2 separate regions of the Mus musculus genome follow, and region 1 is linked to region 2. Evidence: chromatin loops called from intact Hi-C (ENCODE). Cell type or tissue: gastrocnemius. All regions are shown on one strand. Each heading gives the region's core, and the rest is flanking DNA. Links, peaks and the distances in the headings are about the cores only.

Evidence for each region. Hi-C counts contacts between places; a loop is a spot of excess contacts. Peaks named below come from ENCODE experiments on the same cell type or tissue, not always from the same donor. Only the 100,000 strongest peaks of a DNase experiment are listed, where the experiment ranks them.
Region 1: it touches region 2 in a loop (3-fold over the local background); 30 of 42 quality-filtered maps call a loop at or near these places.

What each region holds. Positions count from the first base shown.
Region 1 is chr10:19,234,915-19,244,048 of GRCm38, forward strand. Gm40607 (a long non-coding RNA gene) reads right to left here and starts at 8,639. Exons shown (of 3, transcript XR_871478.1): 1 at 8,529-8,639; 2 at 7,751-7,924; 3 at 397-555. In gastrocnemius, for the core only: a CTCF peak has its summit at 5,275 (motif pointing right); a DNase peak (open chromatin) is centred at 5,308; H3K4me3 peaks cover 205 bases.
Region 2 is chr10:19,518,728-19,527,861 of GRCm38, forward strand. No RefSeq gene overlaps it. Among named protein-coding and RNA genes, the nearest start is that of Gm33104, 37 kb to the left of the region's middle. In gastrocnemius, for the core only: no CTCF peak of the experiment used is centred there; no DNase peak of the experiment used is centred there; H3K27ac peaks cover 1,597 bases.

The sequences.
Region 1 (9,134 bases), core at 797-8,796, 280 kb before region 2:
GAACCTATTTCTATGATATTAATTCTACCTGCCAAGGAGCAAGAAAGGTCTTTTTTTTCCTTCGTCTATTGAGATAGCATATACTTTGACCTTCAAGTCACTTCTGATATTGTGACTACCTCTCTTGAGTCTCACATCTGTCTGTTACTATTGCTCTAGCAGCAGTATCATAGTTGTGTCACACCAACTGTGTGCAGGCAATGCTCCAGGCCCTACTTGTATTAAGTCACATGATGTCGCGCCCACCTCATCCGGCAAGGAAAAAACGCAACACGGTCGGATTCTTCTCAACAGCTTTATTGCCCCGATGCTACGGGAACCCTGGGAACCCAGAAAGGACTCCTTATATACACCCCAGCACAGGGAAAACTTTGTGTCCTCCTGGGATTGGTCAGTCTGCCGGCACCTTAATTTGCATGCACCCGCTTGGGAGGGGTTGGCGCCAGATTCAGGCTAGCGCCTGCGCAGTGGTATTATTTACGGCGACGGTGTATTGGAGCCCGGCACCATCTTTTAGGCTCCGGCTGCATACAACATGAGCACCACGACAGTCCTCTGAAATAAAAGCAGTGCCATTATCATGTCTTAGTGGGCTGAAACTGGGCTGCAGGTTAAGCATATATGTCATGTTACTCAGATAATGAATAAGGTTCAACATCAACCTATCCAGTTCCATCTTTACATCTTTGGAGGATAGTGATCCTTGCTGAGGAAGAGCTTGAGGGTTGAGAGAGGGAGCATTAGCTTAATGAGTAAAATGCTTGCTATGCAAGTATCAAGACCTGTATGTGGATGCTTGCCACGCACATTAAAGGAAAGCATGTGGCTGGCAAGATGGCTCATGGAATAAAGACACTTCCAGCCAAATCTGACGACCCAAGTTCAGTCTCCAGAATCACATGGTGGAATAGAGGAGGTGTCCCACCAACTCTATTTTTCCCATATAATATATTTTGATCATATTCTTCTCCCTCCTCCAGCTCTTCCAAGACCCTTCCACTTCCTACACACCCAAGTTCATGTTCTTTCTCTTAAAAAAAAGGCTCAAAATCAAACTAAGCCAACAACAACAACAAAAAACAAAAAGCACAAAACAACAACAAAAACAACCCCATAAAAACACATGGAGTCCATTGTCTGTTGTTTAACTACTCCTTAGCCTCAGCCCTGCCATGAAGTGTAGTTGAGATACCCAGTGTCACTCCATTGGAAAAGCAACAATAACAAACAAAACCGATTTTCCTTCCCCAGCAGCTATCAATTTCAAACAGTGTCTTAGTTGGGACTGAGACTTTGTTCTCACTTAGCATCTTCTTGGTAGAATTTTGCCTGCGTTGAGTTTGTATAGGTCTCATGTGAGTTGCCATGGCCTCTGTGAGTTCACATGGACATCAGCTTTGTTGTGTTCACAGAGTCCATGGAGTCTTATACCACCTCTGTCCTTACAACCTTCCCACCTCCTCTTCCACATCCATCAGTGGGCCTTTTTAATAAAGACATCTCATGTAGGGGTGAGTCCTACAAAGTCTCTGACCGTCTGTATGTTGTCTAGCTGTGGGTTTCTGTTTTAATTAATATCTACAGCAAGAAGAAGTTTCTCTGATAATGGTTGAGCAATACACTGTTCTATGAGTATAGCAATATGTTCCTAGGAGTCATTTTATAGCTGTATTAATGTACATGATTAATGCTGTATTAATGGAGTAACAGTAGTAGGTTTTCTCTAGGGTCCATGACCTACAAAGTCTCAAGTTCATGGTCTCATTGACAGTGTCAAGTATGGGTTCTGTCTCATGTAGTGGGCCTTAAATCTAATCAAATGTTTGTTCACTTATGCAGACAGATTTTTTAAAAGATTTATTTACTTTATGTATATGAGTGTTCTATCTGCATGTATGCCTATGTGCCAGAACAGGCATCAGATCTCACAATACATGGTCGTGAGCCACCATGTGGTTGCTGGGAATTGAACTTAGTACCACTGGAAGAGCAGTCAGTGCTCCTAACCACTGAGCCAGCTCTCCAGCCCTGCAGACAGATTTTTACTGTAGCTCACAGGGTCTAAAGCTAGGTGAGACTGAAAATTCGCTTTTCTCCTCAAGTACCTTCCAGCACCACGAGCCCTGGTCTGTAGTGGTGCAGCTTCCAGTTAAACACCATCTTGATCTCTCCATGTTCAGTAGCATAAGTACATGTTGTATTTAGCATTTCCGCCAAGTCTTACTCAGCTCTGAACACTGATGATTTCCACAGAGATATACTTCTCTTGAGCTTGCCTTTGACTAGATTGTCTTCGTGAATGGTTTCAGTTCAGTCTGCCATTCTCTCCCTCCCCTCCCCTCCACTTCTTCCTACTTCCTTTCATCTCTGTATTCCTATCAATGCCCAGTGTATTGGGATGGAGTGAGAAAACGAGACCTCCTGGGAGGCTGCTACAAGGCATTGTAAGCGATGAATAGTGCGTTCTAGAATGATGTGTTTACCTTCTAAAGATCCGATTGCAACTCAGATTTACAGTAGATGGGGTTATTGGCTCTTTTGAACGTTGAGGGTGAGAAGAATATTGAATTTGTGAAGTAGAAGACTTTGAGGATGGTTTACAAGAAGAAACTGCAGAGTCTGATACCCTGTCAGGATCCTGAACCTCAGAGGTAATGTCAGCCTCAGCCTCAGACTGGTATCCAGAACGCCCTTCTGAGAAGGTGGTGGATGAAGAATGGGAGACTATGGATAGATTTTTGAACTGGCCAGGGCCCCAGCTCCTTAGTCTGGTCAACACTGTTGCAATATAGAGGTATCAAGGTCCTGCTGTGGCTAGGCAATGGCCCTAACCAAGGTATCTGAAGTCACTGTTTATGTCACATGAAGACATAGCACACGTGAAGTTTCTTAAACATATGTTCTTTACTAGTTCAACGTTATGTTTATATATCACGTCAGCTTTAGATCAAGGATAGCGTATGCATCCTTTAGAGAAAGCAGCCCAAGACCTGAGCTTCTTCAAACATCACATGATTGTGTGAGCTCATTGCTCTTCAATTCTTTATTCCTCATTTTGAAAAACATTCTTAGATAAGTTTACATCACTTAAAAGACAAAAGTGAAAACGCCATATCGCTTTCAAATTTATAAACAGAATATACATTTCCCCGGTTTATTTGGTAAGAGCATTTCATTTCCCATAAGCTAACAGACACAATGTAAAGTGTAGGCGCGACAGATTTAGCATAGACAAATAGAGATCAATCAAAATCAAGCAGTTGTTTGACTCCAAGGTTTCACCTTTCCTTTTGACATTTTTATTATTTAATTATTTGTGTGTGTATGAGTGTGTGTGTGTGTGTGTGTGTGTGTGTGTGTGTGTGTGTGTTCACTTGCCAGGAAGCATGTGTGGAGGCCAGAGGATGACTTGCTGGAATTAAGTTCTCTCTTTCCACCATGTGGGTCCCAGGGTCTGAATTCAGGTCCTCGGGCTTGGTGGCAAGTACCTTTGCTGGCACAAAGACGTTGGGCCAAGCCAGCTTTAGCTTAGATCCTACCATTTAATAATCATATAACCGTGGGCAAGCTTTTCAACTTTCCTAAGCCTCAGTTTCTGTCCTTGCTAGATCGAATGATGCACAGGATTCTTCTGTGGGCATGCAGTGCTAAGGTGCGTTACTCCATTCTGCACAGCCATAGTGTACAGTCAGTCAGCAGTGAGGTTTTGTTTTTCTTTTAAAGATACAAAATCTATCAGATGACTACAAGCTATCATTAAATACAACACTAAGTCTGTGTTTACAACAGTATTCTTGGGCTTTCAGTGTTCTCTGAGTATTAAGGAAACACCCTGTCTTTCCCTAAGATTGTGTTGGAAATCGTTCAGGAAAGTCATTTGTCTTTGTTCTCCTAAAGAGTTCCAGGAAAGGAAAGGCTGAAATTTTGTCGTTTTAGATCTATAGCTATCAACATACTTTCATTATCTTAAAATAGCAAGGATTTTTTCTTTTTTTGGTTTGGTTTGGTTTGGTTTTTAATGAAGCTGAACTTCACTGGGAACTATAACACCTAAAATCCGTATTGCAAATGTCTTCTTGGGCAAACTAATTGCTCAGTGGGTAAAGGTGTCCACTAAGCCTGATGACCCAAGTTAGATTTACAGAACCCACATGGGGGTTATGGCTGGGGGAACCATAATACGTGAGGAACAGTATTAAAGGGTTGTGGCAGTAGCAAGGCTGAGAATCAATGAGTTTTGACATTAGGGTTTCCACCTTCAATATCCCTAATGTCAAATATCAGGAGGGAACTGATGCTTGCAAGGTGTTCTCTGACCTACACACACACACACACACACACACACACACACACACACACACACACACATACACACACACACACACACACACACAGACACGCACACGTGCACGCACACATACACACACACACACACACACATACATACACACACACACACACTCAGACACACACACACACACTCAGACATGCACACGTGCACGCACACACACACACTCAGACACGCACACGTGCACGCACACACACACACACACACACACTCAGACACGCACACGTGCACGCACACACACACATACACACACTCAGACATGCACACGTGCACGCACACACACACACTAATTAAAAATAACAACAGTGCGTTTATTTGTAGATAAACATCATAGGCTGTGTCTTCATTCTATTTCTGTTATCCTTGATAAGGAAGGCAGAGCAGGTATCGCTCCAGCCGCAAGCAGATGAAGTACAGCTGAGAGCTGAGAAGGCTCCTGGACCCTGTTCACCTAACTAATGAGCCCAGGCAAGACACCACACCGCTGGTTACAGAGCAAACTGCCCTATCCCCACAAGCTTTCAGGGGAGCTGGAACAAGGAAGAGAACCCCTAAGCCATTCCAGTGACGTTCTTCTCAACAGATTGCATGAATTTACCCACGTAAAAATGACAAAGAGACAAAAATGAGAAGACAGCAGTATTTTGGATTTTAAGAATAACAACAACAACAAAAAATGTTACTTAGTCACACATAGGCAGTGGTGTTGCATATTTTCATGTCATGGTTATTCATATGGAAAGATTTTATTTCCCTGTACACTGTCACTTATTCTTTGCACAGTTTTCTTCATGGTTTTAATTAGTTAGTTAGTTAGTTAGTTAGTTAGTTAGTTAGGTTGGTTTTTTAGTTTAGAGGAGGGGTGTTGGTTGTTTTTTGTTTTTTCTACCCAGCCAAGTTTTAAATCTGCTCAGTGACCAGAAGAGGGCAGTATGAGCTAACAAAACAGAAACCACGCACCGCACCCTCTAAGCCACTCTGCTTGTTCTGTTCAGACTCTGTGTCACTATCAGGTTTGCAATGTTAACTAAAACACTAAAAACTCATTAAAGACAGGAACGGAAAGGGCAGAGGTGGAGGGACGAAGGGAAGGAGATGGCTTTTTAAACCTCCTTATTGGAATAAAATGAGGTGAAATGGCTGTAAGAAAACGTGTTTAAGCACTTGCTGGGTGTGGACTCTGAATTAAGTGCTGCAAAATTGCTTCCTGGAGGGAGAGAGTAAAGAATTCAGACCACTTTCAACTGGACCTGTTCTTTACAGCCTCTGTTTACCTATTTATTTAATAGAGGCTTTGGGTCCGAAGGCCATGCCAGGACCTGCCTGGGCCCCAGACACTCCAGACCCTACATGGGAATGCGCTGGTGACAAGAAGCATAAAGAATAAAAGCTAAGGGTGAAAATGCAGGTGGTGTGTTCGATGCTTGCTTAAAATGCCTACACACACATGGGTAAAACATGTCTACCCTATAGCCTTAAGGACTGGAAGAAAGAAACGTGCCCTTGATGTATTTGTAAGTTATAGAAAATATAGTTAGAGTAGTTTCTAGGTAGCGCCAGAATACAACTTGGCTTAGTCCCCATCTTTACTGTGGCATATTTGATGGGTGACTCTTCATAGTCTGAGGAGAAAACAGGAGCCAAAGAGTCAGTGTGGTAAACTGTCTCAAATGTTCAATAGTATGTAGTTCAATGGTGCATGCATTAGAAGAAAGCACTGCCTCTTGGTGTCTGGGAAGACTGAGGCAGGTTTGAGATGAAACTCAAGGGATTTTGATGGTAGCAATCAGTAGAACAGAAATACAACAAATGAGTGGGAATTTTAGGTAGAGGAAGCCTAGGTAGGCATGTGGGTTGTGTTTAGCATTGTAGAGAACAATCATTTCTAGCGTCTGGATGCCAGGTCCTTCAGGATGGAGCAAGCAGTCTGCAGGAAGGAGAGGCTGGGAGGGGCAAAAGCAAGCTTAAGAGAAAGAGACATCGCCTAGACAGCTTTGAATACACTGCACATTCACTGTGTGGATTTGATGTGGAACCATTTCCATAAAGACTTGAGCCGCCACGTGCTGTGAACCAAGAAAAAGCAGGGCACCTACAGAAAACATGTTTCCATTATATGTACATGTGTTTGTTTCATATGTGCTATGCAGCTGTACAACGATGTAGAGGGATATTGAAGGTGGAAACCCTAATGTCAAAACTCAGTGATTCTCAGCCTTCCTAGTGCCACAACCCTTTAATACTCTTCCTCATGTATTATGGTTCCTCCAGCCATAACATTATTTTCATTGCTATTTCATAACCATAATTTTGCTGCTGTTATGAATTGTAATGTAAATATCTGTGTTTTCCGGTGGTCTTTGGGGGGTTGTGATACACAGGGTAAGAAGCACTGCATTGTACCCTAGGCTGTAGATCTGAATAGCAATGTCACAGGACTGCTCCAACAGTCATTTTAACATTGTTTTTTAGCCTTTGTTAGGAGACAACAGTTGACTGCTGTTACAAAGCAACCAGCCTTCCGTTTCCTTCTGCTGTGTGACAGCATGAAAGTCTATCTCTGCCTGCGTGTGTGCATCTGAGCCTGCCTTCTAACACTGTCCCTCATGGGTATTCGTTTCAGAATTATTAGGCAAATGATAAGATTGGTCCCCCTAAAAATATGTTTCCTGGTATTTTTCACATGGTACAGAAGTGGAATTAACTGGTTTAGGATTCAGCTGAAGAAACACAGAAAATGAAACCTTGCCTGTGTGTGGGCGATGCTCCTGCACTGTGGCTGAAGGATTGCCTAGGAAGCCATCAGGGGTATATACAACACAGAAAATGCCATATTTGTCCTACCATTTTTGTTCTACCCTTTCTGGTTTTTTGTTTCCCCTGATGTGGTGCTAGTCCAATTGATCTTAAAAATCTACCCAAAGCTTAACTCCTACTGTATTAGCAACAATAACAAAAAAACAAAAAACAAAAAAAACAAAAACAGATATAGGTGATATGTTATACTCACGAAACTCCATGGATCAATAGCAGATGACTTTTGTTTTATTTATTTGTGTAGTGTACTCCACCCCCATCATTCCTTTCTATTTAAGGCTTCCTCTTCCATTTCTATGCCTAGGGCAGGACAGTCATTGTTACTACATAAAGAATGAATCTGATACTCCCAAGGTACTTGCCATTATAGGGAACAGGTGTGTGTGTGTGTGTGTGTGTGTGTGTGTGTGTGTGTGTGTGTCCTTGGTAACACATCTGTTTTATTTGTTTTGTTTTGTCTCATTTATAAAATTCAGGCAAGAATGGGCTCGTGCTCATGTGGTGGAATGAAGCCCAGCCTTTGTTAAGATTTAATGAGACAATGCTCATCACAATTTGCTCTTAAAACACGAAGCAAAGTCTTACCTGTGTTTCAGATCAGCTTTCCAGGTTGCTCACCTGAGGTGTTCTGTTGACCACTGGTGTAGGCAGCTCCATGGTTACCATACGCATGCGTCAGCTGCAGTTCCAGGCCCATCACTGAGAGAAACACATTTAATCCTCCTGGAAACCTCCATGAGAACAGGAATATTGTCCTGCCTGTTTTGGAGGAAAGGAAAGTGGGACACAGCATGGTAAGTTCTTTGCCTCAGAGCCCACAGTGACGGCACGAAAGCCCGTGCTCAGCTGCTGTACACCAGAATCTGTGTATTTGACCTGTAAACCTCGTATAGATAATTTGGAAATAATGGCCTCAATTTGCAATGGGAAACTTTTTAACTGAAAGGGAACTGCAGCCACGGAGAAGCTATTTCTCCATTCCTCAGTCCTGAATATTCCTTATCCATCTTTCCTCCCTCCCTCCCTCCTCCTTTCCTCCTTCCCTTCTTCTCTCCCTCCCTCCTTCCTTTCTTCTCTTCTCTTTCCTTTCCCTCTTCCCCTTCCGACTTCTTCTTCCTTCACATTAGTGTCTTCCAGAGGCACAGTGGGTATAAGCTCTAAGAACATGGAAAGCAACAACCTAAACTTAACACACTCAGCCTTCTCACTGGAGTTCAATAGATGTTCAGATCTGACTTCAGCGTGAAGAGAAGTCAGACATTTCACTACCTCTGTATTATCTGATTTGTTCTCTGGAAATATATATTCTGTGTTCCAACTCTCACTCCCCACTAGACCCTCTGCAATGAATATTTGAACCCACACTTAGAAACATCTTTCTTCTCTCTTCCTTGAGACACGTCCAACTCCAGTAGAACTTCTTTCATTTCAAGATCTCCATTAGCATTTGAAGAGCTCAAATTACCAGGTCCCTGCCACAGAGATTCCTGCACATGGAAGCAGCTTATGTGTCCATTGTCAGATGAACAGATAATAAAAGTGTACTCCTTAGGCACAGTGGGGTTGCATCCACCTGCAAAGACAAGTGAAAGTATAAAATTTGTGAGAAAATGGATGGATAGGAAAAAGCATTAAGCAAGGTAACACAAATGGAGAAAGGTCGATGTCCCATGTTCTCTCTCACATGTGCCACTTAGCTTTTTAATGTTTACATGTGTGCATATCGGTGCTCGAGAGTCTGAGTGCAGGCTATGAAACTTGAAAGAAGAGCATGGCCAGGGAAGCCCTGAAGAAGTGAGGGGATGATAATAAGACACATGCAGCATATAAGAAAAGGAGCTGGGAGGGCCACAGAGGGTCAGGGGGTCAGGCACTCAGGGGGTCAGAAGAAAAAGTAAGGGAAAGAATTTTTTTAAAAATTGTTTTAGTGGGGGACTGGAGACATAGTCAGTGGCTAAGAGCATGGGCT
Region 2 (9,134 bases), core at 669-8,668:
TGTTGGTTTTAGAAGAAAAGAATTTTAAAATTTAAAATGGCAAGATGATTTCTATACAAACTATTTCTCCAATAGGCCTATTCCCATATTCTTTTGCATAGAACAGATTTGTTAAACTTTTAAAAAGAGATTATATTTAGGTTTTTAAAAAAGGATTTTAAAAATGTTCTTTTGGCTATCAAAAGAGTTCAGAGGCTTAAAGGCCACAAAGCAAGTTGCTATGCTGCATTGCCATCTAGTGGATTCGAGTAGTATTGCAAGAATTAGGTTTTTCTTTTAGAAAAGTGTCAAACCCAAAACAATCTAAACGATGATAAAGGAATGTAGGAATTTTAAAAATTGTATTTGGTATGTGTGTGCACGTGTGCACGTGCGCGTGCAAGTGTGTGTGTGTCTGTGTGTGTCTGTGTGTGTGTGTGTGTGTGTGTGTGTGTGTGTGTGTGTGTAGGGAGGTCAGAAGGACAACTTTGGGAACAGGCTCTCTCCTACATGTGAGTTCCAAGCTTGAAAGGAAGAGCCTTCACCCACTAAGCCACTTGTCACTGCTCATGCAGCTCTGGAAGCCATCAAAACTGTGAAAATATATGACACCAAAATATCCCCTCATAGCTTACAGTAAACAGAAATCCAATATAATGGACGAAAGTCATATGCAATCATGGACTGTATAGGCTATACACAGTTATTGAGCACTTTGTATTTCCCTCTTTGTTTATATGAAAGTTGGTGTTATGAGGTTGCGGGTATGTCTCAGTGTCAGAGTGTGTGCTGAGTATGGAGAAAGTTCACTGAGGGTGGGAACAAAAGTGTTAACACTGTGACATATTATAAAGTGCATCTTTTATCACATTTATTTAGTGTGTGTGTGTGTGTGTGTGTGTGTGCATGTAAGTGTTTTATATTTTCCAAGTGAAACACAAAAGGAGTTAAATAAAAAACATGTAGAAACAGTAATGTTTGAGGCAAGATTTCTAGGAGGAGATTACTGTGAAAGATTTTAGAGTCATAAATTTTATACATTTTAGAAAATTCTAAGAAATCTACCAAAATAATCAACTGACATAAATCAATGACCAAATGAGTAACAAGATCATGTAAAAAAAAATGAATTATACCAGATACCTTCAAATTATGATTACTGTAAGTTCCTGGTAGGTATAAGGACAAATTAGGCCACAACCATATTTGAACATATACCAGATGTCTTATTTACAAGTCTGCTTGAACTAGTTTGTGTATATAATGAAATAAAGCAAATTATTGTATGTTGTAATACTGGTTTTACTGCCAGTTGTAAATACTGTTTTTTTCAGGTAAAGAAAGAACAAGAAAAACAATCAGGTTAGTAAAAACCCTGTAATGTAATTTCATTTAAAGGTATTACTATAGGAGCTGGAGAGGTACCTCAGTGGTTAAGAGCACTGGCTGCTCTTCCAGAGGTCCCAGGTTCTATTCCCAGCATCCACAGGGAAGCTTACAATTGTCTATAACCAGAGTTCCCAGGGATCCAGTGCCCTCATTTGGTCTCTATAAATACTACCTGTGTGCAGCACACAGACATACATAGGAACAAAACATACATACACATAAAAATTTAAATATTGCTGTGGTCTCTGAAAAATGCTTATATTTAAGGATATGTATTTTTTCACCTATGCCAACTGCACAACTTAAAAAAAAAAGGTAACAATATAATAGCAGCAACATGTGTAGTGCCTAAATCATGTCTTCAAAAATAATTTCCTGTATAAAGAACTGTTTCCCTACAGCGATAGCTGGTTTCAGACCAAAGGCAAGTCATACAACCATGACCTCTTTTTCCAGAAGTCAAGGAAAATACCTACAGAATACAGAAACCCACTGGAAGCAGGCTCGGTGACCACATGACTTGACAGTGGAACTTGGGGAAGGGATGGGTGCAACAAACTATAATATATTGGGTATATAAAACCCATACGCTGGGGCTGGAGAGATGGCTCAGCGGTTAATAGCACTTCCTGCTTTCCAGGGGACCCACGTTCAATTCCCAGCACCACATCTGGCAGCTCGCAACCGCTGTCACTCCACCTCTCGGAGAGATTTGCTGCTCTCCTTAGACCCCCCTGAGCACCTTAATACATATGGGGTGCATTCCCAGAAATGCACACATATACATAACTAAAAATAAATACATAGCGTCACCTCTATGCTCATAGACCTACTTTGTAAAGTGGAGAAAGAAAACTATTTTATTCTTCACCATTAGAGGAAGCGAGAGTCACAGCTCCTTGTACTGACTGGTATGAAAATGTTCGGTATTAAACCTGTTTTTCTTGAATAGAACCAAGTAGCCCTGCTTGATAAAGGAACGGTCATTCCAAATTATTAGTTATTCTGCAAAGCCAGTTTCCAAGCCTAAGGAATGACAGAGTCAGAAAACAGCCATGCGATAGAAAAGCCAACATTTTTCTCAGTTAGGTAAACAGCCAGACAACAATCAACACCACTGACATCATCAGCTGGAAGTGTGAGAGAGCCGGGATATTAAAAGAAAAGCTTCCATGAATCCAAGAACTGCTATTTTCCACGAATGATTCAGGATGCTACCAGGACCAGCCACCAATTCAAGAACTGGAACAAACAGAACATAAAATCTTTCCAACTTATGTTCAGGGCAGAAGTAGGTGGCTGTTAAACAGTGCTGACACCATGAAGCAGCAATCAAATCCAGGATTTGTTTTTAATCAACTGGAAGGAAAAATAGCAAGAGAGCATGTGGCTGTTGTATGGACATCTGAATTGGAGAAAACCCACCTTTAAGAAGGACATTTATTAAACATTCCAGAAACTTCAAATATGAGCTAGGTACTAAAGGATAGGGGTGAACTGTTGCCACTTATGTGTGATAACAGTAAATGGTTAGAATCCCTTCTCAGAGATGCACTAAACACAAAGTGTGGAAGAGCAGTGTGCATGGAATTTGCTTTTAAATATGCAGGAGAAAAAATAGAAAGAGGAGGAAGGAGGAAGAAGAGGAGGAGGAGGAAGAAGAGGAGGAGGAGGAGGAAATGTAGAGAGTAGGCACCATGCCAATCATCAACACCAGAGTGAAGGCACCAGGTTTATTACACTGAATCTCCGTCTGTGTGTGTCTAAACTAAAAGCATTTTACAAGAACTATAAACTTTTGCGTGAATTTTAAAGGAAACCACAGGACAGCTAACATGGCTCAGTGTGTAGAGGCGCTTGCTGTGAAGTCTGACGATTTAAGTTCAGTCTCTGGAACACATATGGTGGAAGGAGAGAATCAATCAACTCTTGTAGATTTTACACACACACACACACACACACACAGAGACAGAGACAGAGAGACAGAGACCAAGACAGAGTGACACAGACAGAGACAGAGACAGACACAGAAAGAAGAGAGACAGACACAGACACAGAGAAAGACAGAGAGAAGAGAGAGACATGAGCACAGAGAGAGAGAGAGAAAGAGGTAAATGTAGTTAGAAACCAAAACCAAACCAGAAACACTGTCCCAAAGGAAAGTGCCGAGTTAAGAGGACAAAAAAGAAAAAGTCAAAGCCGAGGGCTCCCTGCTTGTTGCCTGTGCCCAGCTTCCTCTGAGTGAGACTTCTAAAGGAGGAAATTATGCCAAGTCAAAGGCATTTAATGCTTAGCCTGGGAAGCCAGTTCTTCCTCAAAGAAACAAAACCACAGTGTGACAGACAGAACACATTGCTCTTGTGTGGTTTGCCAGACATATCTGTAATTTGTGTCTTTTTCTCTCTCAGGATCTCCCAAGACAGCTGAGCCCTGATACAGTACTTCTCTCCTCCTTGCTTCCCTCCAAACTCTCTACACAGCACTTGATATAAAATCTTAAATGTGCCTCTCTCCAGAGGACCTCAGCTCTCCCAGCGCTGACTGACTTTCAACACTCTGTCGGCTCCTAACATTTGCCATTGAGACCTGACTGTGGTGGCTAATCGTCATTGTGGATGTGACTGGATTTGGAATCGCCAGGTGACACATCTGTTAACCAGGCCTGGGAGGATGTCCAACCTGAAGAAAGTGCATGCAACTGCGGGCAACACCATCCTGTGAGCTAGGATGTAAAGATGGCACCAACATTCTTCTCTACTTGCTGACCACAGACACAAGTGGCATGGGAAGATCCTGTTAGTGACTCTCCACACTGATGGACTGTGTTCCCAATAAAGGCTTCCTTCTCTCCACACTGATGGACTGTGTTCCCAATAAAGCCTTCCTTCTCTAAGTGGCTTTTGGGAGCCACTTTGTTACATCTATGAGAAGAGAAACTAACACACGATCATATTCACACACTGTACTACTGCATCCCGCAGACTTGCTGGTTCCCCACAAGGCTTTCAATACCCCAAATCCCCACACTTAACATCTTTATTAAGATTGGGAAGATTTTCTGAAATAATACATTCATTTGCTGGTTTTATGGAGCAGATGATATTATGGTGTGGTGGTTTGAACAGGAATGGCCCCCACAGGCTCATATACTTGAATGCTTAATCATTAGGGTGTGGATTCCAATGGATTAGGAGATGAGGCTTTGTTGGAGCAGATGAGGCCTCCTTGGAGGAACTGTGTCACTGGTGTGGGCTTTGGGATTTCAAACGCTCAAGCCAAGCCCAGTGTCTTTCTCCTGCCTGCTGCCTGCTGATCTGGTTGTAGAACTCTCAGCTCCTCCAGGACCATGTCTACCAATGTGTCACCATGCTTCCTGCAATGCTGATAATATACCAGACTTCTGAAACTGTAAGCAAGTCCCCAGTTAAATGCTTTCTTTCCTTTATAAGAGTTGCCATGGTCACGGCGTCTCTACACAGCAATAGAATACTTGCTAAGACATATGGCAACCCTATCTATCCAGACCTGACTTTCTGTAGTCTCATCCTACCTGTGGTCCAAAAAGAAAATATTAAACAGGAAAATCCAGAGATAATTCATGTCTTAAAGCACATACTATTAAAATTAGGCATGATGAGGGTTCACTCCATCTTGTTCTTGCCAACCCATGTGCCTATGTGTATTGTGTACGTATGGGGGATGAAAGAATGGATGGAATTTTAGACATTCATGGTGGGGAGCATTGGGATTTATTTTTTGTGGATAAAGGTAGACAACTGTTCTTGTCAGTAAGATTTCCAAGCCTCTTTCTTATGTATTATGGAGTGCCATCCAGAGAGGAGCATTCAGATTCAGATTTAAGTCAATAGAAAGCCCCCCCCCTTTTTTTTCCTGCCTGTGACTACACTGGGTGTTTGGGATCCCAGTGTAGCCCAGAGCCTTTCTCAGGGTGAGTTTTGAAGAATTAAAAACTGTATCCTGTGTGGACATACCTCAGTTAACAAGAACAGGTATCCATATGCACAAGCACGAAGGCCCAAAAATATAGAGTTTATGAGCATTTACGGTTTCAGAGGGACAATGGCATCATCATTGTAGACAGCATGGTACGATAGGAACATCAACTTGAGAACTCAAGATTGTAAAGCACAAAGCAGAGATGGGAGGTGGGGGGAGAGGGGGAGGAGGATAGGGGAGGAGAGAGGGGGAGGGGGAGGGAGAACTAGAAATGTTTCGAGCAGATCCTACCTTCAGTGACACACTTACTTCAGTCAGCCCATGCAGGAGAAAATGCAGGCATTACCTGGTGGCCAGCTTACATGGTGGCACACTGGCCTTCTAAATAAGAAGCAAGGCTCAGCGTGCTGCTGCAGTCAGAACACTGGATTCTGAAGTAGAGCAGCTGATCGCTGGCCTGCAGACAAGTCTGCACTCCCCACGTCTGCTTTGATATGCTTCTTAGGCCTAGGGACCCTGGAGGTCTGAATGCCCACCGTCCAAGCTGAGGTAATGCACTAATCAGTCAGTTGATAGGCTTGCACTATGTAAGTGGTTGTTTATACATAATAAAGCAGACACTGTTCCCTGAAAAAAAAAAAAAAAAAGAAAACAAAAACAAAAACGAAAAACCAAGGTCAGTATGTTTAGATTGTGTTAAGGGCTGGGGGCCTACCGAGGGCGGACTGGGGCCTGTCACTCATGCAAGGGTTCCTGCCCGAAGCTTGTCCAGGAAATGTTCAGTAAAGGAGCAGTTTGTCACCGTTTGAACTAGAAATCTAGAAATCTAGAAAATCATCAAGCCTAGAAACTTCCATTTAGAGACATCTCTAAAGAGAAGTAATTACATTTCTATGAATTAAACTTGTTCTTTATGGAAAAAACGCTCATTGAGATAGGTCCCATTCTGTAAATCATATCGTTTAAAGTATGCCATCCAATGTTTTAAAACATAGTCACACACTCGTGGAATCAGTTCCACACTGTCACTTTGGAACATTTTATTACCACTTTCCCACACCCATTAGCACTGCTCACTATGTTCCTCCCTTGTGACCTACACCCAAATCTATTTTTGACCTTTATAAATCTGCCTATTACAGATACTTCATATAAACAACATTGACTAATGCATTGTCTTTTCTGAATAACTGCTGTCATTTAATGTAAGTTTTGTCATGTTGTAGCATGTATGAATATGCCAACCCTTTTATTATACATTCATTTCTATTTCCAAAAGCAATTGTTTGTCTTCCTCTAAGCCCTATCTTCTTGGACTCTTCAATCCTTATCACTCTGAGGGCTTCTCAGGAGGTACACATGTAGAACTTTTACGTGGTTTTATGGTGTTTTTTACTTAGTTAGTTAGTTCAATTTTTTTGGCTTTAGTTCAGTGACACAATGTTTGCCCAGCATAAACAAGAGCCTAGGTTCAATCCCTAGGGGAAAAAAAACCAAAACACCACCAACAAAAAAAACAAAACAAAACAAAAAAAAACAGAAAAACCTACACCAATAAACAGTGTCCAGCTACATTATGTGAAAAAGTAGTAAAAATTACTTAGAGTTTTACTAGTGCTCAGTTCTGGATAAATGATGCATAAGTCTCCTGCCTAGCACCTGCTGGAAAACATGCTGTTTGACTTGAATGCAAAAGTTCTCTTACTTGGGTCACCTAAACCCTAAGGCCTCCTTTTGGTTTTGCTAATACTTCTGTTTTGAAAATACTGTTAGAAAAATTAAGACCATTAACAAAGGTGATTTAGGCAAAGAAAAGGTATGGAGAGGAAGAATTACCAAATGCTGGGTTCTTCATTCAATAATCAATCCCACCCCGCCCCCCAAGAAAAAGAAGTGGCACAGAGAAACAAACCCTGATTGGCTATTGCTGACATTTTTGTCTGATCAATTAGCAGGCTCTAGCTGGCTGAGGTATGGCTGGCATGCCTGGTACTCAGTTTCTTTGGCTATAAGGGTTTGTTCTCAGGTTGTTATAATATGTTTACATATCAAAGGTGCATAGTTCATAGGCACAGGTGATTTTTATCACCCAAGTAAAGAGATAGCTTTAGACCAGACTCAACCCAGTTTAACAATATTGTGTACACCAGAGCTCTAAACCACTGCTGCAAGTCACTTCTTGGTCTGTCCTCCTCTTGTGCAGAGTGTTATAGAGTTTAACACCCTCAGGAAAAGACCACAACTCAATTCAAATTATGATTAACCAAATATACTATTTGTCCTACAAGGGCAGCTGCTTCTAAGCCAAAGCAGAAATGTGCTTTGCCTGAGTAAATGGGGGGGGGGGGAGTTTACAAATGAACACCACGATTACTTCACTTCTGTGGAATTTATAACACATAAGGAGTTGCCCCATTTCCCCTGTTCTCTTTGCAGCTATGTGAGGGGAACTGCCTCATGCCCTGCTTCAGGAGAAACTGCTATTCCCTGTCCACAGCAACTATGTGCATTTACAGAAGCCACAGCAAATGGTTGATCATTTCACAACAGTTACACAGCTTAGAGGGGGGTGGACAAGGGGTCAGAGCTTTTAGGAATTTAGGTCAGAGGCTAATGGTTACTATAGTAGGAGTCTGGTATGAAATGGAATTTCCTTAGCCATCACAAATGTGAGCTACACATTAATAACCTTGTTTGTTTATCCTGTGATTATCTGTCTGTTGATACAGGGATCTGTCCCAAATAAGAACTCATGGGGATATAGAAAATCCCATCTTCTGCATGGCATCTCTTGGGGTCACTTCTCCTTACCTGTCAGTCTCCCAGCTTATTTGCGGGGGACTTCAGTCTCCTCTCTGATCTCTTTCTATCCTGAGCTCCCTCAATGTGTTACCTTCCATATAACTCTGTAATTGTGTGCAAAGCAATACATCTTGAACATAAGACTTTGACCAGAGAGGTTTTAACTCATCATTACTGCCAAAGCAACCCACAACTCTCTCTTTAATTAATGACTTTATTGATAAAGGATGGTGAATCATTAAACTACTAAATGTATCTGGGTAAAAAAAAAAACATGATAATGATTATGGAAATGATAGGTGTGGTAGACAGAACAATGCCCACAAACTAACTCTCTCTCTCTCTCTCTCTCTCTCTCTCTCTCTCTCTCTCTCTCCCTCACACACACACACACACACACACACACACACACACACACACACACTTAGAATCTTTTCCTCACATGACAAAGAAAAGCTTTCACAGATGTTGATTAAATTAGGAACCTCTACCCTTCAAGACTCATGGATCTATGCAGAAGGGGAGATAGAAAGATTGTAAGAGCCAGGGTTGGTGGACAACTCTAGGACAACTGCATCTTCAATACAAAACAAGGATAATGCACAAGTGAACTCACAAGACTGTGACAGCATGACCTGCACAGGTTCAAACCACAAACTCCCAGCACAGAGAAGGGGAAGTGGACACCATGTCCCACTCCTAACCAAGAAACTATTTGCAATTAGTACCTGATAGAGAAGGGAAGATCCGTTTTCCTCTAATGGAATGTCACTGGGTACATCAACCACACTGTAGGGCAGACCTCATGCCCAAGAATAATAGTTGGCCAACACAAAACAGACTCCATGGTGCGTGTGCATGTGTGCATGTGTGTGTGTGTGTGTTGGTATTTTTGTCTTTTTTTAGTTTGTTTTGATTTTTGTTTTTGTTTGTTTTTGCTTTTGCTTTTTTTTTGGAAGAGAAAAAGCATGAAGTTGGATGGTTAGGGAGGTAGGTAGGTAGGATCT